7 separate regions of the Homo sapiens genome follow, and all the other regions are linked to region 1. Evidence: chromatin loops called from intact Hi-C (ENCODE). Cell type or tissue: GM12878. All regions are shown on one strand. Region 1 has its middle 70 kb from the start of HSPA13. Region 2 overlaps ASMER1 (adipocyte associated metabolic related lncRNA 1). Region 3 has its middle 160 kb from the start of ASMER1. Region 4 overlaps ASMER1 (adipocyte associated metabolic related lncRNA 1). Region 5 overlaps SAMSN1-AS1 (SAMSN1 antisense RNA 1). Region 6 overlaps SAMSN1 (SAM domain, SH3 domain and nuclear localization signals 1). Region 7 has its middle 160 kb from the start of SAMSN1-AS1.

What was found. A loop is a pair of places that touch in the nucleus more often than their neighbours do. Peaks named below come from ENCODE experiments on the same cell type or tissue, not always from the same donor. Only the 100,000 strongest peaks of a DNase experiment are listed, where the experiment ranks them.
Region 2: it touches region 1 in a loop (12-fold over the local background); 2 of 110 quality-filtered maps call a loop at or near these places.
Region 3: a loop joins it to region 1, with 2.5 times the contacts of the local background. A loop is called at or near these places in 9 of 110 quality-filtered maps.
Region 4: a loop joins it to region 1, with 2.7 times the contacts of the local background. A loop is called at or near these places in 2 of 110 quality-filtered maps.
Region 5: a loop joins it to region 1, with 3 times the contacts of the local background. A loop is called at or near these places in 2 of 110 quality-filtered maps.
Region 6: a loop joins it to region 1, with 7 times the contacts of the local background. A loop is called at or near these places in 6 of 110 quality-filtered maps.
Region 7: it touches region 1 in a loop (7-fold over the local background); 18 of 110 quality-filtered maps call a loop at or near these places.

Annotation. Positions count from the first base shown.
Region 1 is chr21:14,451,181-14,455,180 of GRCh38, forward strand. No RefSeq gene overlaps it. Among named protein-coding and RNA genes, the nearest start is that of HSPA13, 70 kb to the left of the region's middle. RefSeq lists cis regulatory regions at 940-1,101, 3,057-3,713. In GM12878, no CTCF peak of the experiment used is centred here; DNase peaks (open chromatin) are centred at 1,901, 2,361, 3,061 and 3,651; H3K4me3 peaks cover 382 bases; H3K27ac peaks cover 4,000 bases.
Region 2 is chr21:14,874,402-14,878,401 of GRCh38, forward strand. All of the region lies in intron 1 of ASMER1 (adipocyte associated metabolic related lncRNA 1), which reads right to left. Among named protein-coding and RNA genes, the nearest start is that of ASMER1, 42 kb to the right of the region's middle. RefSeq lists an enhancer at 3,649-3,718. In GM12878, no CTCF peak of the experiment used is centred here; DNase peaks (open chromatin) are centred at 1,580 and 3,568; H3K4me3 peaks cover 639 bases.
Region 3 is chr21:14,761,523-14,765,522 of GRCh38, forward strand. No RefSeq gene overlaps it. Among named protein-coding and RNA genes, the nearest start is that of ASMER1, 160 kb to the right of the region's middle. RefSeq lists enhancers at 1,558-1,677, 1,838-1,967, 2,018-2,077, 2,208-2,267. In GM12878, no CTCF peak of the experiment used is centred here; a DNase peak (open chromatin) is centred at 1,799; H3K4me3 peaks cover 1,871 bases; H3K27ac peaks cover 2,719 bases.
Region 4 is chr21:14,862,544-14,866,543 of GRCh38, forward strand. The region is part of intron 1 of ASMER1 (adipocyte associated metabolic related lncRNA 1); the gene reads right to left. Among named protein-coding and RNA genes, the nearest start is that of ASMER1, 54 kb to the right of the region's middle. RefSeq lists an enhancer at 2,135-2,184. In GM12878, CTCF peaks have their summits at 455 (motif pointing left), 1,885 (motif pointing right) and 2,248; a DNase peak (open chromatin) is centred at 2,244; H3K27ac peaks cover 898 bases.
Region 5 is chr21:14,590,729-14,594,728 of GRCh38, forward strand. SAMSN1-AS1 (SAMSN1 antisense RNA 1) reads left to right here. Exons shown (of 5, transcript NR_046512.2): 3 at 594-740; 4 at 3,966-4,000. It also overlaps a transcript of SAMSN1 not described here. Among named protein-coding and RNA genes, the nearest start is that of SAMSN1-AS1, 11 kb to the left of the region's middle. In GM12878, no CTCF peak of the experiment used is centred here; no DNase peak of the experiment used is centred here; H3K27ac peaks cover 78 bases.
Region 6 is chr21:14,532,369-14,536,368 of GRCh38, forward strand. All of the region lies in intron 1 of SAMSN1 (SAM domain, SH3 domain and nuclear localization signals 1), which reads right to left. All of the region lies in intron 1 of LOC124905053 (a long non-coding RNA gene), which reads left to right. Among named protein-coding and RNA genes, the nearest start is that of SAMSN1, 12 kb to the right of the region's middle. RefSeq lists enhancers at 1,223-2,422, 1,297-1,396. In GM12878, no CTCF peak of the experiment used is centred here; a DNase peak (open chromatin) is centred at 1,736; H3K4me3 peaks cover 2,502 bases; H3K27ac peaks cover 3,230 bases.
Region 7 is chr21:14,736,212-14,740,211 of GRCh38, forward strand. No RefSeq gene overlaps it. Among named protein-coding and RNA genes, the nearest start is that of SAMSN1-AS1, 160 kb to the left of the region's middle. In GM12878, a CTCF peak has its summit at 1,922 (motif pointing left); DNase peaks (open chromatin) are centred at 120, 1,340 and 1,896; H3K27ac peaks cover 1,390 bases.

The DNA.
Region 1 (4,000 bases):
TTCCAGCAGACCTTCTCAGGATAATCAGATTTCTTATGCAGAAGCTCAAGACTCTGAGACAGAGTGTTTTAAGAAAAGAGAAATAGGTGCTGCCAGATTTTTAGGGGCCAGGTCCAGAAACTAACACAGAGACAGTTTTGTCCTGTTCAACTCATCAAAGCCATTAGAGATACAACCCAGATTGAGGGAGGAATTCTAGATTCCATCTCTCTATGGGAAAAATATCAAAAAATGTATAGCCATCTTTAACCTGCCACACTATCTACAGCACTTAGAAAGTACTAGTTAAGACTCTAAGCTATAATTATTTTATCTTGTTTTTACCTTTCAAAAACTCTGGTTATGTTTATTTCAGATTGAGTAGCAAAATCAACCTTTAGCCTTGATTTCTCTTTACCTTTTCCGTCCCTAATTTTTAAAATAGCCCTCATCAGTAGGTGCCAGTTGGAGATTTAAAAACAGGCATGCCCTATACAAGCCAGTGAGTATTAATTGTGAGTGTTTCCCTCTCATGGTAGCAACAGTTTTTATTTATGTCATAAGTCACACATATCTTGGTTTCAGTATATTCATTGGTAGCCCATAATCCCACTAATATTACCACACAGCTGTGTGTGTTTCTTCTTCAGAGAACAAGGGAACAAGACTTAGCAGCAAGGTGATATCTGAGTACATTAAAATTCATAGTGAACAATAAAATGTTTCTTGACCCATATACGACTTGACTGAACCCCAGTTTGTTACTTTTTTCTCCCCAATATCAACAAAATCTTCCAAATTAAAACAGCAGAAACACAAAGCCACATAAAAAGTTGAACGAGTTCACATTTTAAAATTTCTTGTAAAAGACTGATGATTGTGTGACCTTAATCTAAACAGACATTTCCTGTAACCGCTTATGCCCCATAAGGAATCTGCAGCTAATAGGGCCTCTGCATTCTTATCTATTGGCTTGGCTGTCTGAATGAGTATGTATTTGCTTTGACCATCTGCTCCTATCCCTCATTTTTTATTTAATTTTTTTTCAGATTTAATACTGTCCTGAGGTACACAAATGCTCTTTTTGGTTTGTGAAGCTCAAGGTCAATTTAAAGGCAAGTCCCTAGAGAAGTGAGCATTTGTGACTAGGTCATCTATTTCCCTGAATCTGTTACAGCTTTTGAGACGTATGTAAGAAGGAGAAAGCAGATAAGCCAAATTGGTTTTTGAGACGAGGGGCACCTACAAATGTAGCACTATTGACCATGAAAGTGTAGCATAATAGTATTTATTTGGAAAAAGATCCATTTGATCATTTTATCCTCTGGGAAGCTACAATGTCTACATCTTTCTTTTATTAAAAAGTTCGTTAGAATGTAACCCATTCCACCCTCTTCAACCACACCCCCGCCCACGCAGCCCCGGTTTTGTCTATTAAACAAATTCTGTTTTGAGATCATTTTCCCTAAGTTTCCCAGAATTACTACTCCCCCCTCTCAAAACTGTTTTAATTTGTGTAACAAGGCTACTCCAGAGGGATATTTGCTAGCAGGAGTATTGATCCAGTAATGGAGTTGCAGTTCAATTGCGGTGACAAGAAGCCCGATTTTTTTTTTTTTTTTTTTCCTTTAAGGATGATCAAGATATTTAGATTCCAGAGGGTAAAATTTGCACATGAAATCACCTGATTTTCCTCGTGACATTACGTTTTACTGCTTAGGCAATACACTTGCCTTAGCAGTTTGTTAGAAGTTCACACATTTGCACCTTTTAAATAGCTTTCAAAAAGAAGGCTGTGATTCTCTCTCGGGGAGAGAAAAATTGCCCTCTCACAAGTGGGAAGTTGATATTCCTTGGAGACCACCGGTCTTCTCATGTGTGACATTATTCCCATTCTCATACTGAGACTCTTACAGACTTTATGTGAAGCACAGTGTGGTGGAAGGAACACTAATGAGGAGCCAGGAGGCCTGGCTTTCATACTCTTCTGCTCTTCATCAGCTGCTGATGCTGGACTAGGCACTTAACCTTTCTGACGGTCCTCTTCCTCTGCCATTTTAAAACAAGCATAAGTTGCTATGTGATCTTACGGGCTCCTTTCCATTCTAAAAGACAAACCAAGGTATAACAAGCTTAAAATATTAATAGCTTTGGTATGAGTTGAAAATGGACAGTGTCAAAAAAAAAACTTTAAATCATTTTTGTTTTAATGTATTCCTTAATGCTAGTGTGAGAAACTCATTTCTTTCATCTGAGATTTTTAACCAAAAGCTGGCCCTGTTGTCCTCACTTCTGATGAGACAATCTGAGAACCTTGCATAGGGTGTGGATGTGGAACATGTTGAGCTGATGTCAGAGTTTCAGTCACCTTTACACAGCAGCGTTTCCCATCAGACTGATGTTCACACTTCTATTTCTGGCAGCAACCTGCTTGGCCACAGGGTTTGTACAATTTCTCTTTTTTTCTCAACACAGCAATTTCCCAGTGCATGTAAACTCTGTGTTAATTATTTTGGCTATTAACTAGGAAAGAAGAAAAGCTCACATTTGCTAAATCCAGAATGACGGAGTGGATTCAGAAGTGCTCTCTCAACAAAGTGGTTTACACTCTGGAGCTAATGCAAACTCTCTTTGTTTCAATGTATTGCTCGCAAATATTGATTAATCATTTTTCTTTATTAGCTTATGCCCTCTTGGTGGTATAATGCATTTGACTTTCCTTCTGTCTTCCAGGAGAGTGGGATATTATAAACCTGAGCTGACACTTCAGCAAAAGGGTTCCAGAGGTTTCTAGAGATGGGGAAACAGATGATTAATGTCAGTCTCCTCTAATAAAAAATAAACGTTAGAGAGAGAGGGTGTGTTTTTTCTTACGTCCTTTAAAACCTTGTGCTATGAGTATGCGACAGTAGTGAGGCAGAAGACACTATGGTGAAATCATTCAGTTCAGGAGGCTCATTCTTCTATTAATTCCACAGTGCTTCCTGGACACAGTTTTCTGTGCCTTTTAAAGAAGGGCCAGAGGCCTATTCTAAAACCTGTATGGCTGTCAAATAAATATCACTGTGCCGGCAAAAGAGAGATTCTGGTTGAGGCCTTTCCCTCTTAACTACCTAAGGACTGTATATTTTTAGGTACAAAGGAAAGAATTAAGCTGCCTTTTGTGTCCCAGTTGATAAGCATAGTCTTAACAGTCAGAACTCTCTGGCTCTAAGCATGAAAAGAAACTTTTAGTTTACACATAAAAGGGGTGCTTCACACACAGGACAAGGAAATGGGAAGTTATAAGGACCCCGGACATTATCTCCCTGTACATCTGTTTTCTTCTCAAGCTGGTTTTTATCACTCAGTCAACACCATGGGGAAGATAGCCACTTCACAGGCCTTGAGATCTCTATCTTATTTTAGGAAAACGGAGCATACTAAACCAAGGGCGTTTCCCTCTCAGTTCTAAATTCAGCAGGAGAGGATTTTATTGTCTCAGCTCATGTCAAACAAGTACTTTTCCTTGAATTAATTAGGGGAAGGGGGTTTGGTAAAGAAACATATATGTGGCTGCCAGGAAGATCCTCTCACTGCCTCTTCATCTTCTCTACCACTATGAATGAAAGAAGCCAGTCAAGAATGATTACCTAAAGGACCTTTGACCACTGTCAAAGACCTGAACTTTCATAGCCACACCCGAAAGTAAAACACAACGTATGTTCTCAATTGATCTGCCTTGTAGATGCTTGTCAAGAGGGGTTTTACCTTTGTGCCAATATAGAAAGTAGGACCCAAAGCTGTGGACAAGACATACTCTTATTACCATTTCTTTGAAATTTAGACACTGTTACTGACTTTTTACTGCAGAAGAGAGGGATTTTACTCCCCTTCACAGCCGACATCCTTACCACACCAACACTCATGCCTGTTCCTCTCTCCTATTCCCACATTTATATGCACCACTGTCACACAGCACATTTCCTGTTTCCACAATATCAATTTTGGATAGAACAATAATTCGTGTTTATATTATTAT
Region 2 (4,000 bases), 420 kb after region 1:
AGGGTATACAAATTTTCCCCTTAGGAATAAGGTGGGCCAGTCTCTTTGGACCTCCCAAAGAAGAATCAAGTCTGGTTTTCAAATGAAAGCTTCAGAGTATGAAGCAATATTTCACAAATTATTAGAGCTTTTTAAGGGCATGCCCTCTGCCTAGCAGTACTGGATAAACAGGTATTTAGCAGCAATAAATCCTAACTCATCTTTTTATATCTCAGGGATCACCAAGAGTTTCCTGTTTCCAGAGACTGGCACATCTTTTTGATGGGCATGATACATGTTATTTGAATGACTGATTGAATGAATAAATGAGCCAACAATTGCCATCCCTAGATACCAACAAATTTCCAACTGGCATCTGCCTGCTTGTTAGTGTCATTTCCATTAGGTGTGACAAGTTGTAACCTAAAATAACACCTCATTGAGACACTAGTTCACTTTCAGGACTGCTGGGGACAAGGAAGGGAGAAGACTACAGCTCCTTGCACAACCAGCCTCCCACTCCCATTGTACCTGCTATACAATTGTTGCTATTTTGGCTGCCAAAGCTCCATTAAGAGCTCTGGAGCTCCTGGCATTTGCAGGGATACTCCACTAAATTTAAGCCCCAAAGATGACTTATTCTTGCCAGCTGGGTGCATCAAACCAAAGGAACAATACCAGACAAATATATAGAGATCTACTTCATAAATATATAGAAGATGGAAACAGAGAAAACGGGCTTTTTGCTGGTGTAATTTTTGCTAATTTTTTTTTTCAGTTTTACCATCAATTCAAATGTTCATGCCAAAAGAGGTAATATTGCCAGGGAAAACAGGCAACTGCAGAGAATTCATCAGTGTTGGCTGCTTCTGGAGGCGAGGTCTTGGCTTCACAGTGGAGTTGGGGTTATGGCCTTATCCCAGTTTGGGGGTATAGTTAGTTAGAGTCAGCAAAGGCTACTTACTGCACACTGCTCCTCCACTTATCTTGGGTGGGGCTGGGCCAGTTCAGAAACAGGGCAAGGTACTAGGCTGTCCCTTCCCAGCACTCTGATCCTCCCACCTTCATGGGGGATTATTGGCCCTGACTTAATGAAAGTCCTCACTGCAGACAATTCACATACTGAATTATTTGGCACTGGCTCTCTGAGTTGTACTTAACTTTCTGTTCTTTCATTGCCTTGAGGTACAAATTATTTTTAAAAAGAAAAATAAGTAAATAAAAAAAATAGATTCATCATTATTGCCCTGAATTGAGCCACCTGGAATTTGTTTTAGTTCATCACTGAGAAGAGCAACATAAACCTTATGACTTTTTTTAATTTCATAAGTGCAACATATTTGCATTGTGATGTTTTTCATTGCAGGGCTCACTGGCAGACAAAACTCAGCGCTTTATTTCCTTTGTAGATGTTGATGCAGGTAAGTGGCATTGGGACAGTATGACGTGTTTCATGATGACAGTCACGCTCTGCTTGGTGACCTCTGACCTCCCTCTTCAGGGGCTCTGGAGGTTAACATTTTTGTACATCCACACCGGAAAGAATGTACTCAAGAGTAGAAAATGTGGGAGGAATTTAGTGAATGAATAGAACTTAGCGGGCAGAGAAAATAACTAGGTAATTTTGTCCACCAAAAACCCCAATTACCAGTTATTTACAGCCCACTGGTCTGCAACTTCGGTTGCCTAATCAGACATTCATATAAGTGCAGTCCCTTGCTCAAACAGTAATCCCTTGTCTTGACTGACTCTCAGACAAGGAAGAGCAGGCAGAGGAGATTGTAAAGCAGAAGCAAAGTAGTTGAAAGCCACTGAGAGTGGTTGAGGACATGGGTGGGTTCACATCTGTAATGTGTTGGAAGCTGAATACAGCTGTTTGGCACTTTCAACAGGCAGTGACCATGAATGGGATGTCCTGCCTCCAGGGCAGTGCAAACAGGCCTCCAGCCAGACAGCCATCTCGCTCTCCTTTTCCTCCAGCTGTGTCTGCAGAAGGGTCCCGAGTAGCATCCTGTAGTTCCAACCTGCTTACTCCTTAGGACTAGGAAACAAGAAAATCACTGCTAACCCCACTCCAAACTTGCCTGATTTCAGAGCTCAGTATCATTCTGCAGTTTGCAGTCACACTGGGAGGGTCTTTTTCTCGTATATGAGAAGGAGGACAGAATGTTGGAAGGGAACGCTCCTCGACAGATGGGAATGAGAGTGGTGTGAGTAACTAACTGGAGGCAATAAAGGTGTTAGCAAACAGCAGGAGGGAAGAGTGGGCCCCACCGATCACTGGCTGTCCCGCATGCTGTGTGTTGTACCAGTGCCAGTGGGAGCTGCCTATCCAAGCCTTGGTATTAACAGCATGTGACTCTGGCAGATTCACAATGTCCTCATTGGCTTTGTCAGTATGACAAGCTTTGACTGAGTCCCTATCCAACTGAGGGGCCACCATCCCCGTCACCCTCCTTTCTGATGCCTTTTCTCCTGATCATCCCTTCTTCTTCCTTCTTCTTTGTCTGGCTTCTTTTGTTCTTCCTTTTTCTGTCCCTCACTCCTCCTTACATTATATTCCCAGCTTCCTTTGGGATTTTTGTTTTAACATAAGGAGAACCTTACCATCGATGTCAAGCTCAGCATGATATAACCAATTACCCTAAAACCACAGCCATCTAGCCTTATCTTGTATTAAAAAAAAAAAAAAGAAAAAAAAACAGATGTTGCCTATAATTGTATATCTGCTCAGGTTTAAACATAAATTGCAGTGAGAATTCTTAAGGCAAGAATACCATTGAACCAAAATACGTTATAACAGAAAGGGGTCTCAGATGCTTATTACCTCCTCCCAACTGTATTTCATTTTACAACAAAGCAAATCACAGCTTGGAAAAGTTAAATGAGTTCCTAAGGTTCCACAATAAATAAGGGCGAAGGGGCCACTACTTAGGACCCAGATCTCCTGATCCCTATCTAGTGATTTTTTTTACTTCATGAATTTTAATGTAAAAAAAGAAAAAGAAGCCACAGATCCTCTAGACCCTTATGCAATATAGGGAAATATTCCTTAACCCCAATCGTGCTTTAATCCTTCTTCTACTGAAACAAATACAGCTAATGAATTAGAGATGCTCTTTTGTTCTCCTGTTAACTATCTGACCTTAAGGAAGTCACTCAACCAATTGGTTCTCAGTATTCTCTTTCCACACTGAGGGAAGTGGACAGATAATCTATGGTTGCTTCCAGCTCCAAAATTCAGTGACCCTTTAAGCTTAACTTCTTTCACCAGAATACCTGTCATTTCTAGGTAAATAGTGTTCTCAGTCCTTTCTGTTAAAAGAGGTTAAGTAAATAAAAAGGAAAGATCAGGCTATGCTTTTGGCCTAGATTATAACTTTGTGACCAAGGATGAAGGAATTTAATAGCAATAAGAAAGCTTCCAGGGTCTACCATTTACAATTTAAATACTTTACTTGGGAGGTTAAAAGTTCAAAGTTGAGTCACAGTCTGAGGTGGCTCTGCTCTTCCTTTTTAATTATCTGAGGTCAGGAAGTTAATAATACGAGAAATCCCCAGCGGAGACCTCTTGTGCACTGTGTGAACTTTAAACTTGCTCATTTTTTTCTTAAGGGTAAAAAGTTCAGCAGAAACACAGTGGACTTTTCCTCTTAGCCTCCACCCATTCATCCCCCAAGGTCAAAAGTTGAACTGTAAAACAGAAACCCTTGTTCTCTGATCCACATTTAAACAGATCACTTATTAAAAGGTAAACATTCCACATGCAAGCCAAAGTTCCAAGTGAATCTGCTCAATAAAAATAAAAAAACTGTAATAAAGTCTTTGATCTTTTCCACTTGTCTTAGAATTGAACAACAGAATTTATTTTCTCGTTTTTTGAATCTCAGAGAAGGGGCAGTCATATAAGCTCTTTCCTCACCTACCTCTGCCCTGAGATTGGCATATCTAAAAGAGATAAACCTAAGATATTTTAAAATAGTCAGATTTGGAGCCTTACCTTAAGGCAATTTCTTCAACT
Region 3 (4,000 bases), 310 kb after region 1:
TGGAGGAACAGCGTCTCTCCTCAAAGAGAGAGCCATCACAGTGTAAAGCATAATACAATGGCAATCAAAGGGGCATCCACAGATAACCATGTTCATTACATTGCCTTTAATTGCTTTAGCCTAAAAGACAGCAGCCCAAAAGTATAGATCCATGGCAGATCATTGTACTTAAACAGTCAAATATGTATCCTTCATATTTTAAAATATAGCCACTGGCCCACCAAATAGGAGTTCTACTGTCCACTTCTCTCACACTGCCTTCTACACAGTATAAAACCTTTCATCTTGACATAATTAGAAGAATCTTCCAAACAAGTAAAACTATGACTTGCTCACATGCCTACTTTTCCCACATGACCGTGGCAAAATCAGATATTGTCAGACAACTTGAGGACCTCAATTCACCATAGAATTTTCATAAAATGGTTAAGAGGTAGGATCCTATGGTTCATGGAGGAAATTTGGGAAGAATTCATGCTTAGGCTAATAAAAAATACAGTTCATTCATTCATCTCCATGAAGACAGGAAAACTATGCCATTCTGATCTTCACTGTATCAATCAATGGTCTGTAATTGTTCAGTAAAAATTCTTCAAATGAAGGAATGTCCAAAGTTGTCTGGATTCAGTCTGTAAAAGAGTAATTAAGCTTTTGCTTTTGCTTAATATACATGCCTTGACAGTATATTAAAGTGCTTAATTAAGCAGCTTTTTTATGGTCACAGAAGTCTTTGTGATATTTAACATTATGAAATCTACATATTCAGAGCCACCTCTAGTCTATAAAATTAAAGTATTTACATATAATTTAATCACATATTTTCTTCACAAAAGGCATTATTTAAGATATGGCAACTAAATCAGAGAATTCTGGACAATTGCTTTTGTTCATAATTTTATCCAAATGATGAAGTTCATAATTACACAATGTTACAGTTATGAATATATTAAGGTAGACCTTAAAAGCTCACAGCAAAAGAGTAACACAGTGTCTGAGATTGTGCAATGTACCAAAGAGGATATTGACTTTACTCTGGATAATACGCAGACAAATTTACATTTATGTCTTAAACTTAACCCCTAACCTTATAAATGATTGAATGCACCCAGTGGCTTATTTTCTGTAAATCAGTAAGTAACCTCAAATGAATGCATCAATTTTCATAATGCATGCATTGTTAGTATCATCTAATATTTTTATTTCAAGTAAATAACCATATTATTCATGCTAGTAGCTGGTACAAACCTTTACCATTCTTCTTAAATTACTTAGCTGGACTCACCCACTCATTTTAACAGATGGCCAAGCCTCCTACCTCACAGAGAAAATAGCAGCCATCAGTCACAAACCGCACCTCTTGTATTATCTGCATGTTCCCCAGCTTTCTCTCCTTCCCTTCTGTCCCAAAGGATGTCTTGCCTGTCTTCCAAAGATAACACTTTAATCTGTACTCCTGATTTCATCTTCTTCCTTTCTTCCTCTCTATGTTTACTGAGTGCCTTCTGATGCCAGAATATTCTAAGCCTGGGGACACAGTGTGAAACAAGACACAAAGCCCCTCTCCTTGTGGACTTTGCATTCTATTATGTGTCCTCCAACGCCTTTTCAATATTCACCACCGTTTTTTGAATCTTCACTGTATCCTCTGTCGTGGCTGTTCTCTTTTAGCTTACAAACCTGTCTAACTTGTCCTCATCCTTAAAATGAATCTGCTTATTTTGCTGAATTTGAAGGCATGTATTTCCTTCCCTTACTGCTGTACTTCTAGAATCAGCTGCAGTTTCTGTTTCTACTTTCACTTCCCTTTTTCACTCCTCAGTGCACAGCTATCTATTTTTCTTTTGTTCTCTGTACTCCAGTGAAACATTTATCCTCAGCCTTTGACACACTCTTCCTTCCCTTGAGTCCTCATGAATCCTAGGACAGAATATAGTTTATTCTTCTGGCTACACTTTTTGCTACTGCTTCATTCTCTGCTTGCAACCTTACTGTTTGACTCCCCAAGATTTCTTCTTTGGCCTTCTTTTCTCATTCTGCCCATTCTTCTTGAATCATCCTACCCACACCCATGGTTTCAACTACTACCTATGTGCTAACAACTCCAAAATTCTGTTTTCAGAGCCTTCTGAATTCCTTATCTATATTTTCAAGTACTCCAAAAGCATTCTCATTTAAATAGCCATATCATGTGCTAAAGATGTGGTACGTATTGCCACAGAGAAACACAGAGAAAATATTACCAGCTGTGATTATAGAAAAGCTCCAAAATCTCAGTGGCTTAATAAAATATGAGTGTTTTGTTGTTGGTGGTGGTGGTGTTGGTTTCATTTTTGCTCACGTAAGGTCCAGTTGGAGGTGGTGGTGGCGGCAGTGTGGTGTAGAGGGTAAAGGTGGTTCTGAGACCCAAGTTCATGAAGAATCTCCCCTCTATTATGTCGCTTGCCAGGTCATTCAAGAAAGTTTTATCCAGCCAGTGGATGGGAAGAGAGTTTGGAAGGGGTGGAAGATTTTATGTGACAGTTTTGGAATTGTTATATTTTCACTCACATTCCATTGAACAGAATTCAGTGACATGGTCCCACCTAGATCCAAAGGGGTTGGAAATGATAGTCCATGTCTGGGCAGCCACTTCATAGCATCCTCTATATTATGCAAGAGGAGCAAATCTTTAGTAGTTGGTTAAAAGTGTTTGCTACAGAAATCCATAGGTGACCTTTCTAGACAGAATTTTGTTTCTGATCAGTTGAATAAGGATCGCGAAGAGTGAAAGTGGAGACGAACAGGGTGATTCTTTTCTGGAAGCACAATGTTAGTGTTTAGGTGCTCATTTAATGTTCTTAGAACCAAAATTTGGCTGTTAGGGAAACGACAAAGCTCAGGAAGCAACTGATTTCTCTACCTTCCATTTTTATTTCCCTTAATCCAAACTTCATATAATTTGAATGTCAGAGTGTCATATGTTGCTGGATATAGTTTGGATGTTCGTCCCCTCCAAATCTCATGTTAAAATGTAATCCCCATTGTTTGAGGTGGGGCCTCATGGGAGGTGTTTGGGTCATGGAGGCAGGTGCCTCATGAATGGCTTGGTGCCATCCCCATGGTAACAAGTGAGTTCTCGCTCTGGTAGTTCATGCAACTGCTGGTTGTTTAAAAGAGTGTGGCACCTCCCTCCACTCACACCATGTGAGAGGCCCACTCCCTCTTTGCCTTCCACCATGACTGTAAACTCCCTGAAGCCCTCAGCAGAAGTAGAGACTGGCACCATTCTTCTTGTACAGCCCATAGAAACATGAGTCAATTAAATCTCTTTTCTTAGTAAATTACCCAGTCTCAGGTATCTTTATAAGAACACAAAAACAACACTAACACGTTGCCCTCCTTCATTCCTTATTATTTTTTCTTTAAATATATAGTTATTTTTCTAATAATAAAAGTATAGATTAATCTTTCCGAAACTCAATTAATTATTTCATTCCCTGAGTTAAGACATTCAATAATATCTCCAATGATTCCAAGAGGAAGTGCGAACACATATGATGTCATGAAAGGCGGTACAATGGCACTCCAGCCAACCTTACCTGCCTTTCACCGAGCTTTATTGTCTGCTATCATTCTGTACCACTTTAGCACCCATAAGGTCTATTTTCCACTGCCAGAAAGCAGATGGCAACAAAGAAAATGCTGGCAGTACTATTCCCCATGTGGTTTTTGTTTAGAGTCACTATTGAGAAGCATCACACAAGACATGGAAAGCAAATGCCTCCAAATCCAAATTCCAAAGATTGGGAGGGCATTATTCCCCAGATATTGTGAGCAGACACATGGGTGGTCATGAGATTTGAAGCACATTCTGAATGAACACTTGAAAATCACCTCAATAAGTATTCTGCACTGAGATAGTCTTTATCTCCCCGAAAGCCTTCCAATGAGAATAAACTTCTAATTCCCTGCATTAAACATTTCAAACTTGCAATACGTAGAGTAGCTGAGATTTCCTTGA
Region 4 (4,000 bases), 410 kb after region 1:
GCCCATGATTTCAGAAAGTCCCTCTCAAAAGGAGGTTCAGAGTGCAACTAGATTTTTATAACTACCATTTAAATCATCAATATAGAATATGCTTCTTTGCTCTTAATTTACTTTTCATTTCTATTTGGTGGGGAGTTCATCATTAAAATCCTCCCTGGAAGGTTTGCAAAGATAGAACTTTGGTTGAGGATGGAGGCAGAGGCAGCACTGGCCAATCCAGACTGCAGGGATCACTTTACAGGTCTTGAGAAAAAATAGTGGTAGGAAGGGAAGTAAGCAGGAGAGAGGAATTAACTAAAGAGAAGTAAAACGTGTCTTGTTTAAACTAGTGGAAGCAATGAAAATTTAGCAGCCATTGTTTGTCTCTTTATTCCTTATTTATAAAACTAAAGAGTAAACTATATTTTTAGGTTAGGTTTTAATTTATGGGAAAGGGAAAGAAACCTAAAAGAAGCCCCCTGCTGGCCACTCTAATTTCTGCCCTATTTGCTCCTTAAAAAAAATAAAAATAAAAATATCCTTACCTTTCCTATATTTTCCTACATTTAAGACATAATTTAACCTTTTATTGTTAACTGAGATTTATCATTGTTATAAATGCAATATACAAATATAAATCTCTAAAGGCATTTCAGTAATTTGTCTTTTATGACAAGAAGAAAATCATCCTTTGAAAGATATGTATCTTGTTTTAAATTTGCATTTAAAAGTCTATCACTAGTAGATTAGTTTTGTTATTTTGCTCTTAATCTGAGCACAAAATAAGTTTGTTTTGATTATCTCAAACTCTGGGAGGTCTTTAAAATTAAATAACAAATCCGAGTTTTATTCAAAATTATTTACAACAGTCTTTTGTCTTATTCTAGAAAATTAAGGGGACTACACATAGCAAAAATCCCGAGGCTGTGTTTGTTTCACGCTGTTACTTGAATCTATGATGAAATCATTTCCTAGGCTTATTCTTTAGAAAATAAAACTCCTTAGGGCAGACTGACCCGAGTTGCACAGGAATGTAAATAAAAATGATTATTTCTCTCTTTACATAAGACAAATATTTTACTACATTGTGTACTATAATAATCTTTCTCATGGCCAACACAGAAATATTAGCATCTACCAAATATGGTTAAATCCTCAAAGCCTACTTATAAAGCAAAAGCAGCACTGGAAATTGACATCACTTACATTTAGTCACATTTTCAAAAGAGCATGATTAATGAAACAGAAGTGTTCTCATGGAGCGTGTGCACCATGTGCTAGTGACAGTTATATCAGAACGAACTACATGTAGCATTTATCTTCCTTTTGCTCTGGTATCTCCCGAGTGAAACGCTTGGGTGTGTATGAAAAGCATAGGGAGAATGACAACTCATTTGGTATTGACTTGGCCTTTGTCCCAGCTCTCTCTTACATCATCAACCCCTTCCTCATCTCTGCTGTCACTGACTTTGAGAAAGCACATGGTTCAGCCATTTGACATCCTCTCTGTAAGACCAGGGATGAGTCTGCTATGCGTAGCTCTGTTTATTAAAACCTCAATTTTAAGAAGGTTACCATTCTACATAAAACCCTTGACCTCTCAGAGTTAGTGGTATGAGCCTAAAAGTTGCCAGGACATGCTAAACTTTTCCTGAGAAAGAGTCCAGTCAACAATTTTATGACAATCCTTCTGACCTGAGCTTTGCTTAATACCATCAAATAAGTCACAGGACAGTCAGGAGATTGGAAATGTATCACTTGATGAGGTTTTTCAGATTGATAACACGAGGGTAAGCAACTGTGTCATCCAGGAGGCTCCAAAGTCCAGGGTCCATTCAGGGCCAACTACAGCAGTGCCCCTTCCTAAGTCCAGGCCATTCACACCAACCGAAGCCCAGCAGGGGGCAGCTTCCCAAAGCTAAATCTAAAAAGACCATAGCCAGCCCAGCTGAAAGTCCCAGGAAAAGGCAATGTTGCCTAACAGTCATGAGACAGCTGGAAAAGTCCCTGCACCTGACACACACTGTTACAGACAGTGCTGCCTCATAGACGTGTAGAAGGCACATCAGGGAGAGTGTCGGGGTCAGGCCAGAAACTTCACATTAAATCAGGGAGGATTTGTTTGGGGCTCACATTTAGACAGAGAACAAAGACTTCTCTGTCATTTTTGTAGTTTTGTTCATTTGTATTTGAAAATAGCAGTTCTCTCTCTGGCCTGACTGCATCCCTTTGATGGTAACTGAAGCTTTCCATTGCAGCGGTGCTCCTGACGGGGGCGACATTGAACCTGCTCAGGGCTCAGGGCTCCTCTTCCCGGCTCTGTGGCCTCCCCGAACATGAGTAACACTATGGCCTGCAAAGATAGGACTTAATTGTCCTTAAAAGGAAAAATGCCTGCATGACCAGAGTTGGACCAAGCCAGAACAGGAGCCCCTGAGAAGTGCTAGGTACATTTTTAACAGTTCCTGTTTACTTTCCATAGGAGATTATGAGAAGAACACAAGAGCACATTTATAAGTAGTTTTCATGATTCATGTTATCACTGAAACCAGATGCTATTCTGAATCAAACAACCCTGAAGTGATGTGCAATTCTAATATCTGCTTAATTAATCAAAATATTCATTAATACGTAAGAAAACACATTCTGTTTGTGTTTTAGAGTACACATTTATCACATGCTCATAAATACTTAAATACAGGAGGTATGCTTGGCAGATAAATTATTAACTTTTCAGAGATCTGCAGATTTTAGAAAGTTTTGGGGGGAAATTAAATTTTAATAAAACAGCATTTTACTTAATTACAGAAAAATCAAATAAAATTATTTTCTAGATTCTGAAAGAAAAACAAATAGATTATAAACTGTAAATGCCCTTTGTCTTATGATAACCTTGCTAGCTTTAGTAATTGTATAATATTATGAACCTTGGGAAACAGTGCAAAGCATCAAAAATCTTATATTAACATATATATTGACTCTAATAAACCTATATCTGTATTAGTGTTTAATATTGATTAAAATTGCTTATAAGTTTATATTAATAGGAAATACATCCTGATTTAGTAGGATTTTAATAACTACAATCATGTATTGCTTAACGATGGGAATATGTTCTGATAAATGCATCAGTAGGCAATTTCATCATGTGAACATCAATATCATGGTGTACTTACACAAACCTAGATGGTATAGCCTACTGCTTCTAAACTACATACCTGTACAGCATGTTACTGTATGTAGATGACTGTAACACAATGGAAAGTATTTATGCATCTCAACATAGAAAAGATACGGTAAAAATATGGTATTATAATCTTATGGAACCATCATCATATATGCAGTCTATTCACTAAAATGTCATTTTGCGTGATAAGGGCATTTACTCCAATATTGCTTTATTAGATTGGCATCCTTGCTGACTCAAGACCCTTTCCTTATGTACTGATGACCACCTATTGATTCTCAGAAAGTCTTATATTCTCACTCTTGTGCCACCCTCAGTTATTTCCCTCTGCCTTTCACAGCTAACTGTCCACTTCACACCACTAATCAACTGCTGTGAACTTGGCTTTTACCTTGATCTCAGCTCTTCCAAAAGTCACCAATCATTTCCTAAATGCAAAATATAATGACCTTTTCCCTGTGTCCATCATACTTTGTATAACATTTGATATTGTAATGAGTTGAATTGAGTCCCTCTCAAAAAAGACAAGTTGAAATCCTAACCTTCAGTATCTCAGAATGTGACCTTATTTGGACACAGAGTTGTGGCAGATGTAATTAGTGATGAAATGAGGTCATACTGGAGCAGAGTTAGCCCCTGATCCAATATTACTGGCATCCTTCTAAGAAGATGGCCATCTGAAAACATATACACAGAGAGGACACACTGTGACAATGAAGGCAGAGATTGGAATTAGGAAGTTGCAAGCCAAGGAGCATCGCAGATTGCCAGGAAACCACCAGAGGTTAAGAAGGGGGCAAGGAAGAATCTCTCAGAAACGTAAGAGAGACTGTG
Region 5 (4,000 bases), 140 kb after region 1:
GAAGAGAGCTACTTTCATGGTAAAACAAAATAAAGAAGAGGTTTTAAATGTTGAATTATTAAACCCCTAAATCTATATCTTCATTTCCTCCTATATAAAAGTGACTAGTCTCTATTCATGACCTAAAACATATTCTAAAAAGATAATTTTTAAGGTCACAATGATCAATAAACATTTAGAAACTCAATGGACAGTAATAAAACCAATGGGATTATGAACTAGAATTGATCAATGCAAACACATGAAAACAAATACATTTCACTTCAGAGGTTTATTTTATTGCTTTCTTGGAAATACAATTAATTAAAAAGACAATTTAAGATAATTTATGCAAATGAAATATTGATTGAAGAAATAATTACAGTTGGTGGGAAAATTGCCATGTTGACATTAGATATTCGTATATCATTATAATTTTAAAAATTATTATTTTTCAGTGATAGAAACTGAACTTAAACTAAGATTGGAAAAACACAATAAAGCTAGGCAAAATTTTAAGTCATCAAATAAATGAGTAATTGAATGAATTAGTTAATAAAATCAAATATATTCTCCTGGAAGGCTTATAAGACATTTATTTATTCATTTATCAGATGAGGACCTAATTTATTACTGAGGACCTAATCTACGGGAGGTGCAAAGAAGAATGAAATATTGTGTCTGCCTGTGATGCACATTGCTTAATATGAATACTAAGAAAAATAGTCATCTGTTTCTGTTCCTGTCCCCCTCACTGCAAGGTGATTTCTTTGGGGTTCTAGTACTGTTTTACACATATCACTTCCTAGAGTCAGTATGGTCAATAAATACATTCAATCTCAACAGCAGGCCAAAAATACATCTGGAGGAAAAAGTAGATGTGTCATATGAGAACTACAAATAAAATTCAATGATTATTCACAGGAGAAAGATTGCATAAGGTGAGAGTAGGGAGAAGAAATGTGCTTGGCTAGAGGATTAGCAGGTATTTAAGAAGCTAAGCAGTATAATTTAGGTTATCTAACAAAGCCATTTATGTAATAGTCTTATTCCACTGTAAAAACACTAAAACCCTTTCAAGTCCTAACATGATATTCTAGCTCCTCCTTCCTCTCAAGCAGATTTTGATGTGCATAATTCTGGTTTTGGAATAACATGCCCTCTGAGAACACAGTAAAAAAAGAAAGGAGTCTTTCAGAAGCCACACAGGCCCAATTTTCCATAGTATAATGAAGTCGCAATGTCACTGCCATTTCTCCACTTCTGCAGGGGAAGCCAAGACTGCTTTTTGCTCACTGACCTATAGCTTTGGGTCAGTCTTTGAATGTGGACACACTGCCAAGCTAGCTGGGAGTTGCCAGGATTACACAAACCAGCATTGCAAATGGGGGTTGTGTTGATTTAAGAGAAAAGGCCACAGAAGCCACATCTTTCTTACTTCCTGCGTAATATCCTCTGCTCTGAAATTTTGAAGAAGTTTCTAGAACTACTCATAAGAACATTTCTGTTTCTGGGTACACCTCCTAGCTGACCAAAAATTATGAACAATAGGAAATTTAAGAGCCAGTATGCAAATTAATTAATTTTTATTAAGTATCTATTGGATTCTTAGCAAGAAGAGGAGCTATGAATGGAAAATTACACAGTAAAAAAACATTTTTATCTAATATTTATTTCATATACACAAGAAATGTTAAGAAAACCTAGAGTAAGAACCTGCCCTTGTGTGCCGACTAATGATTGTTCTGCTTTGAAAATCTGCTTTGTGACTGGCCATGTGAACTTGAGTGAGCCACTTCTCCTCTCTGCACTTCAGCCCTTCATCTTTAAATTGAAGGATTGGATCACAGGAATTCATTGTTCCTCAAATATCCTTGGGGACATTTGACTACATAAGTATCTTCTTTTGTTACTTTACATAAATTCTTGAGCCTTAGAAAAATATCAAGGAAAAAGTGAGAATGACCTACTGTTAATCACAGATTATCAGAGTCTAAAGAAATATTCTCTACTCCAACATTTTACTTCAAAAATGTGGAAACGGAAATGCAGAAATACGAATTAAGTGGCCTAAGAGCACAGTCCGTGGTAGAGCCAAGTCCTGCAATCTAGTTCTCTTGCTTCTGTTTCTAATTAAGGAATTTCATAATCCTCCCAAATGTATAGCTTTATTTTCATCTGAAAGTCCTGTTAGTATTTACTGAGGTTCATTTGTTTGTTTCCCACAGCTTTTTGATATTTAACTAGTCATTAAAAACTCAGATAGCATGAGAAATAGCAAGGGCAGATCTCAATAATTTTCTTTTAGGGAACAGAAGTAATATTTAAATCATAACTTTCCATCACCTCTTCCTCCTACCTAGCACAACTTAGACATCTCTTAGACAAAAAAATACATATAGTTGAAAAGAAAACTATTATAAAAACTTAGATGTTAATAACATGTTAATAATATTGGGGAAGAGAGAGCTATAAATAAAGATATCAAAACTTTTGTATTCATACCTACATAAAGAAACATGATTTACTAAGAGTAGTTATTTCTCACAAAATTACAGTTACATTTTGGGAAGCAATGGTCAAATAAGTTGCAAACATTAGCTTGTAGTGTTCTGAAGCCATCTAGAACAAGAACTACAAATAGGACTTATAGTTGTTTCATATCAATAATGCTATAATACTTGTTGATGTATGTGAATATCCTGGAAATTTGCCTGACCTTCTAAAACATGTCCTTTCCATGAACTTCTGTTTAGCAATATCTCAACAAGGAAAGGAAGGCAGTTGATGTGATTTTAATATCATAAGGGAGAGCTGGCACACAGAGATACTTTTTAAAAAATGGTTTTACTATATTTCATTCTATGGACTATAATCCAATTAATTACTTGATTTCCTTTTATGGCATACTCATGCTGTTTCCAAGTTCTCTTTTTTAGCAATGCTATAATGATGTACACTTCTCCCAGAAACATGGGATAACACCTATTTCCCCCAAAATCAGACGACATGCTTTTTAACATTATAAATTTTTTCCTATCTCAGGAAAAATTGCTAAATTTTAGGGAAAATTTTTTATATAACAACCTTTCCTTCTTTGAAGGAAATGCTTTATGTTCCTTTTAGTTCAGAAAACCACTCAGTAAGGACAAGCCTCTATTTATGTTCTTTAGAAACACTTCCATGTGGCAGCTGAAAACAGAAGTAATAAAGAACTATAGAAAACAGTGCTTGTGGCATTAAAATGAGTGGAAAAGAGATGGGAAATCCACTTAAATAGTTACATCTGGGAAGAAATGTCTCACCAGTTCATCAACAGTGGTCTCAACATGTCTTTGATAGTGAAATGGACTCCAACATTCAGAGGTCACCTTAGAAATTAGAAAAGGAAATAGAGACAACTAATGTTAACATTCTTTAAAAAACAAAACAAAAAAACTCCACAAAGCTACCAAACTAATTGGGAAAGGATTCGCTGTCTTAATTAGAAATAATTATCTTGTTATCAAAGTACACTGATTAATGTTTCATCAGTGACTTCATCTGCATATATACACATATATAGACAAATATGGAATATGTGTATGTATACATAGTATATACACATTATATATCCATATATGTGTGTGTGATATGTGTATGTGTCTATGTGTATTAGATTCACTCCTCAGCCCTCACATAGAGCAATTCCAATCCATGATCTCACATTTAGAAGGGTTGGTGGAAAGGGGGGATCCCGAATGTTTTATGAAGCAGCCCACTCTAATCCCTTAGTGCTCTACATTATTAGGTACACAATGGACATCCATTTTAGATACTCTAATTGAGTTTAAACTCAAGCCAAATACACATTTGGATTAATATCTCAAGTCATAGTGTGGGATGTCTTTTATTACATTTGGTACCTGTCAGTGTAACCTTCTAACTGTCAGCTTCTACTCCTTTTGAAAACTTTATGTACCTGATATCAAACAATTTCTACCTAGGGCACTTCAGGACTGCAGCAAAGGGCATTTGATGG
Region 6 (4,000 bases), 81 kb after region 1:
TGGGGGCAAATATATGGTATGTCATCCCAAATAGAGGAAGAATGGGTGGGAAAATAAAACAGTAAGTTCATGTTAGGAAGTTTGGAAGAGATGTTAGTGTCCTATAACTATTTTTATTGTCAATTACATTTATTTACCTTTTAGAAAACTGGGATTTGGTTAGATGAATACTTCAATCTCCTGAGGGGGTTAATAGCAGAGTTGAAATATAAGAGTAGTGGTAAAAAGAAACTCAGTTTATAATCACTCCTTGACCTATAATGTAATGTTCAATAATTGTAGAACATTTATCTTTGAAGGAACTGTATTTTTAAAGTTATAAACATTTGTTTTATTGGTAATGACTTTTTCATAATTGATAATTAAATACAGTGAGATAGTCATAATCTTAAAGTAATTTGAAATTTTTAGATGTCCTAACATACAAATCAAACAAAAGATAAAAGATGATTGCTATGTAATAACTTACAATATAAAGAAACTATAATCATAAGTATTACAAAATGTACATATTTAATATTTTATTACTTTTATTATTTATTTATTTATTTATTTATTGAGACAGGGTCTCTTGCTCCAGGGTTGCCAAGACTGGAGTGCGGTGATGTGATCATAGCTCACTGTAACCTTGAACTCCTAGGCTCCAGCAATCTCCTGCTTCAGCTTCTTGAGTAGCTGGGACTACACATGTGCACCACCATGCTCAGCTAACTTTTATTTTTTTTATTTTTTGTAGAGACAAAGTCTCACTATGTTGCCCAGGCTGGTCTTGAACTCCTGTCAAGCAATCCTCCCACTTCAGCCTCCCAAAGCATTGGGATTACAGGTGTGAGCCACCATGCCCAGCCACTCTTATTTAATTAAAAATAGCAGTAGCATAACTGTAACCACGTAAAGTATTCAGGGGAAAAAAAACCCCAGAAAATTCCAATTTGCTCTTTTTAACCAAATACTGAGACGAATGCCATATCACTATGTAGATTTTGATACAAGGTAAATTTGACTTGACTCTTACTCCAGGAGTTTAAGCTGTTAAAACTATAAAAAATATAATAAAGAAACTTAGTTATTTAATTGTATTCATTTTCCTTTTGTAGAGAAAATGTACCTGGAAGTGAAGCCAGTTAGCAACTTAGCTCAATCCTTTTAGGAAGACAATACATTGGTCAAGTATCACGTCTCTATGTCCAGGGTCACGCCCTCACCTCAACAAGTATGGGAACTTTATTTTTAAGCTTGCAGAAATATACAACTTCAAGGTGACTAATTCATAAACCAAACTGATAAGATATCAAAAATGGCAATACTAACCAAGCGAGCATTGATTTGCTGTGGGAAATTCATCTGCCAAGAAAAATGCATATTCATGTTGACTGATCAAAAAATTGTTTCCCCTGAAAGAAACCCTACACAGGACACCAGATCATTGCTGGAAGTTTGCTTGATTCATGTGGTGGTCAAAGTAAAGTCAATTAAGTGGTATTAAGACTAGAGACATGAAGTTCTTCTCCTAGCCTTAGGTACACATCTCACCTAAGAGAAGTCTGTCCAGCCAAAAGGGATTTTTGCTTCAGCTGTTTTGCATGATTTGCAGACACAGTGGCAAATTTCTACTCTCCCACCTATTTCTAGGCTGTCTGCAAAGCAACACCCTTTTGCTAATACTTTTTGTCTTTAAGGCAGATTACATTACAATGTGTGATTATTTTGATTCTAGGAATGGTTACTTTGTTTTGTTGTGGGTGTTACCCAGATCTTTATCAGTGACGCATTTACAAACTATCTTCTGGAGTAGACTACTTCTGCAGATGACTAATATTATCCATTAGTCATTTCACACTCATTATACATATATTGAGAAATCACTACTATGTTCTATACTATCAATGTTTTCAGTGGTGGCCAAAGTGTTATAAAAAGCACACGGAATCTGAAAGTCAGGTAGACCGAGTTCAATCCCTCTTGAATCCTCAACAAAAATCCCAGGGATGCAAATATGAGTCAGCTACATCCCCTGATCCTCTGTTCTTGATGGTGAATCTAGTTGGGAGCACATACTGAAAAACTGTGAGTTTAAACAACAACAACAACAACAACAAACAGAGAAATGTGGAACAAGCACAACGAAAATAGAAAGGAGGGAGAGACTTTTTTTCTTTTTTTTTTTGAGACGGAGTCTCGCTGTCGCCCAGGCTGGAGTGCAGTGGCGCTGTCTCGGCTCACTGCAAGCTCCGCCTCCCGGGTTCACGCCATTCTCCTGCCTCAGCCTCCCAAGTAGCTGGGATTACAGGTGCCCGCCACCAGAAGGAGAGATTATTAAATGGACATGTACTACCAGCTAGGAAGCATACATATGGTAATTTTCTTAATTCTCACATCAACCCTATGTGACATGCTTTAAGACTTTCCCTTTTCATGATTACCACAATGAGGCTCAACAGGCTTAAGAAAATGTTCAAAGTCCCCTGGTTAAGAAAGATCAAAGTAAGACATTCACACTCAGGTCTCTATGCCTTTAGTTCACGTTACCTACTGCTCTGCTAGACTGACCCTAATACACTACCCTGGGGTAACTGATGGAGGCTTTCTTGAGGAAGTGACAGTCCACCTATAAATTCGAATAGATAAGAATTCATGAGTTGGAAAAAAAGCACAGAGCATTTTAGGCTAAGAGAAGCACAGACAGAAATGTATGAGAGTGGTCAGATCATCAGGAACACGGGCCTCACTCCACCAACCAAACCAGAAGATCTGGTATTAGGGCCCAGACATAGGTATTTTTATAAAACACCCCAGATGATTTTAATATTAGGTTGGTGCAAAAGTAATCATGATTTTTGCTATTATTTTTAATATGCAGCCAGAAAGCATGGGTCAAGGGGGTCAAATAGATGTTTTACTTTTTAGTTTTCAAATGATTCCTAATAGAGGTCTAGTGGGTTGTGGCAGAGTTACATTTGGATGTGAGGAAGGAAAGAATAACAAAGACTGGAGAGTGTAGGTAAAGGCAGTCAAGTCAAATGTGGGGCTGGCAGCATGAAGGGATTGGTCAACTGGAAGTGGAGAAAGATCTAGAGTAATTGGAAGGAAGGAAACAACTAAAAACCTAATCCTCACTTCCAATTAGTACAAGCTCATGGACTATGTTATGAGCTGAATTGACTCCCACAAATTCGTATGTTTGAAGCCCTAACACCTTGTACCTCAGACCATGACTGTATTTGGATATAAAGCCTTTAAAGAGAAAATCAAGTAAAAAATGTGACCATTAGGGTAGGACCTAATCCGTTCCTACTGGTGTCCTTATAAGATGATGTTTGGACACACAGAGAGAGACATCAGGAGCACACAGACACAGATGAAGAGGCAATAAAAGGGCAGCCATCTACATGTCAAAAAGAAAGGCCCAGAACAGATCCTTCCTTGAAAGCTCTCTGTGAAACCCACCCTGCCAGCACCTTGATCTTGGGTTTCCAACCTCCAGAAGTGTGAGAAAGTGGATTCCTGTTGTTAAAGCTACTCAGACTCTGATATTTTGTTATGGCAGCTCTAGCAAACTAATACAGACTAAGTGAAGGAAGGAGGGGGACTTAGCCAGCTGTGGTGACAAATGGCTCTCTCTATCTATGCAAGAATCACTTCATCTACCAACAGAGATAGTTTAAAATCTTCTGCTATTAGTAATCAATTCTTAATGGAGGACATTTTTGTTTTCTACTAAGAAGCTAATATGAATGTCTTGTTTCTGAAAGTTCATCGAAATCTTTAACACTAGAAAGGAGGAGAAATGGATCAGTTTGGTAATGATAAATTTGGAAACGGATATGTAAAGCATGGACTTGATTCCATTATTGTAAAAACAAACAAACAAAAAAAAACACAGTTTTCAGGGATTTTGAAACTATTTATCTCCAAAGCAAGGCAAAGAAAGACTAAAGAGATAAGTGTGTGACTAAATTGATTTTTAACAAATCCAGCATCTTGGTAGTCAAGGTAGTGA
Region 7 (4,000 bases), 290 kb after region 1:
AGATGTCTCTCCTTCAAAGCATAACTCAGGAATCTAAGTTCCTTTCATTATATGGTTCTGCCATTTGGGAGCCTTTCACTTCCACACACACACAGAACACAAATGAAAAACCTCATGAGAGATGTTAGGTACTAAGCCTGGGTTTGACTTTCAGTTCTTGTCTCAACTAGGCACGTGGCCCTAACTCAACTGCAAAGAATTCTAAGAAATGTATTCATCCTGAGTGCACTGAAAAAGACAACAGGTTTCTCAGCAGCTAGCCTATTACTTCTATCATCCTTCTTACTTATATAATTAATTGCCAGTTACAACTGTTCCTCGTAAACCATGATAATTGATTTGACTTATCTTTTTTAAATTCTTTTAATTTATCTCTATTAATTTATAGCCAATGGAAAGTTGCCCAACTTTCTGACTTTGTCACTCTGAAGACCCAGTATGGAAGGTTCTTAACAGCAAAAGCTGTATCACATTCAGAAGAGGACAACCACATGGAAATAAATGAGCAGTGAAGCTGACAGGGGTATCAATGTGTCTTTCAATGCTTCGTGCATCATCAGCTATTTATTTCAATATTTTGTATGTCATCAGCACTTTGTCTGACAGCTCCATTTGTTCACTTTTCATACTTCTTTTGGGTGAACAGCATGTATAAGAGCTCCATTTTGGAACAGCACATTAATCTTCCCTAGTTAAGGGATGACTTGTTCTCACACTTATCATTGCACCTCTCTTGTGATATGACATCACCCCCTCATTTGCTGAGATAAATGCCAAACAAAAACATCACACCGGCATCTGAATTTCTACATTGTCTATTTGATTTGTATCACAACTTTGAAATATAAGGAAAGGAGGACACTAGTCATTAATGAAGCTACTTTTTTTTCTTGGCGCTTTTATATTTTCTACAAGATTTGTACTTAATATTGAGAAACTCTGACAGTCCTAAGCCAATTCTGTGGCTTGCCCAGTAGGTTAAATCAAGTTGTGCCAGAAAACCCAGACATATACCCATCTTCCACACAATGGAGTGGCAACCAGCCTCCCTTGTCCTTCGGCATCCATGGCAAGTTTGTCCTCTAGAGCACTGAGTTATATGACCCATGAGCCAATGGCTGCATTTACAACAAAGACCCGTGAAAGTTGTAATTCATTTACAAATAACTCATGAGTTCAGTCCTATCCAGAAGGTGATGCTGAAATACTGCACAATAACAATGTTTGTTTGCCTAAAAAGGACATTCAGCAGCAATGGTTCACTACAGGTTAGGCACCATATTTCAATTCCTAATCAAATTCTATTTGGACCTTTCATTTCCTGAAATGACCCTGAAAATGTTATCTCTACTCTAGCTGTCACCCTTCCTGCTTGTGATCTCAGTTTGAAATCTAAGTATTAGAAACCGTAGAAGACTGTGGCTGGATTTGGCATTATTCCAGTTCACTATGAAGACACATTTAAACTGAAAAACTTACATAAACTAAGTGAGATGAACTGGTCTCCATAACAGGAGAAGGTAATACGATGATGGCTTATAATTTGGAATAAAAATCATGTAGTGTCTTTAATATCTTTCACCCACAAGACATTATGTGTATAAAGACTTAGAAAATTAGAAAATAATGGGAAAACACCCAAATGTCCAAGAGCAAGATAATAAATAAATAAATTATGCTATGCTCAAATAATGAAATAATATGCAACAGAGAAAAGCAATAAACTACAGGCATGACTGACAATGTGCAGGATTCCCATGAACAAAAATGTTAGAAGAAAATGTCAAATGAACACAGAACAATATGGTATAAGATTTTGTATACAAACTTTTAAAACGTACAAAAGGATATTATATACAGCTAAGAGTACCTGCAATTATTGTACTAAAAACACAGTGGAAGATAAATACCGGTGGCTCCCTCTAGAGGCAAGGAAGAAATGAGACGTGATCAGAGAGGAATGCTTAACGGCACTTCAAATGTGCAGGGCGTGTTTTATTTGCTAAGCTGGTGTTCACTTTATTTTTCTTTATACTCTCCTTGTATGTGTAAATATTTGCAAAATAAAATGTAATAAAACCATGTAGGTGGCGATCCCTGCCCTTAGAAATTAAAAAAATCTTATTATGGAGAAAAGATATTTGCACATTTTTTCAACTTTATATATATTTTATTGTTGCAATAATATAGACTACAAGAAATTAGCTTATTAAATAAAATCTACCTTCATTCATATATATATAATACTTTGAGTTCTGGAGCACGTGTGCATAACGTGCAGGTTTGTTACATAGGTATATATGTGCCATGGTGGTTTGTTGCACCCATCAACCCTTCATCTACATTAGGTATTTCTCCTAATGCTGTCCCTTCCCTAGCCCCCACCCCCCAACAGGCCCCAGTGTGTGATGTTCCCCTCCCTGTGTCCATGTGTTCTTATTTTTCCACTCCTACTTATGCGTGAGGACATGCAGTGTTTGGTTTTCTGTTCTTGTGTTAGTTTGCTGAGAATGATGGTTTCCAGTTTCATCCATGTCCATGCAAAGGACATGAACTCATCCTTTTTTATGGCTGCATAGTATTCTATTGTGTATATGTGCCACATTTTCTTTATCCAGTCTATCATGGATGGGCATTTGGGTTGATTCCAAGTCTTTGCTATTGTGAATAGTGCTGCAATAAACATACGTGGACACTTGCACATTTTTTAAAAGGTAGACGACAACACAAGATGACAAATGTGTAAATTCCAAATGAATCTTACAGATAACCTGATAATATTCCTGGAGTCTTCAGGGAAATTTTATTTGTGGAAATAAAATGTCTTATTATCAAAAAAGCAGATGGAAACAGGGAGAGGACTAAGAAGAATATGATCCATGTCCATACAATTATAATGTATATCTTCTTACTGGAATGTTATCTCCATGAAGGCAGGATCATCTGTTGTGTTTAGTGCAAATCTTGAGTCCCTGGTATATCCTAGGTAAAACCTACGTACAATAACTTTCATGGAGGGAAGACTGGTATTCTCTAATACCAGTATTCTTGAGATAGAAAACTCATAGACATTCTGACAGTTTAGTAATATACAGTGTTTTACACAGCAGTTCTCAACCTCATAGAACTCCTTTTTCCAGAGAAAACATATGGTAGATATTTTAGGTTTAACATTTGTGGCTGACAGATCTGTATTGCATGAGAAAGAGAATGTAAGGGTGTATCTGATAAAGCAACTAGTTTGATCTCTTAACCTGAACCATGATGCTCCTGTAGCAAATAAAAATTAAAGTGGAACAATAACAACTAAATCTAGGACACTTCAACCATTGATGTCAAAAATACTGAATTGAGAATTAGTACACATAAAATAAAATTTACTCTGTTGTTTGCACTTGATCTAGAGGTTGTATGGAAAAAAATAAAAACAGAAACAGAAAATAGTGATGGATTTTAAATAGTTCTTTGTGTCCTAAAAAGCCAACCAAACAACAACAACAAAAAACATAGATCTCAGAGGCCTTTGCAGGCTGTACATTTCAAGACCAGATAAAAGGTGAGAGGTCTCAAGTGACAGACCAAGATGGGTCACAGGATGCCTGAGAAACCACATGATTAGGTGCAGTCAGACGAACAACTGTAGAGTCAGTGAAAAATCAATCTGGTAGTGACAGAAGCCTATGAGTGAAATGTCTTTTCCATATTTTTTAGCTATCACTCTGTCAATACACGCACTTGAAACTGGATGCACTTGAGAATTAAAAGATGTTAGATCTATAAAGCATTAGAACAGTGTCTACTAGGTACTACTCAATAAATACTGTCTACTTTGCTGAAGTAATAAGTATATTAATAACAAAATTTTTAAATATTGAATTAAATTTTTTTATTGTATATACAGAAGCTCCTTCAATGCTATCTTTTATTTTCACCATGGCTTCACATTAGCCTATCACAAAATTCTACTCCTTACCTACGATCTCAGTGAGAGGTTCTTGCA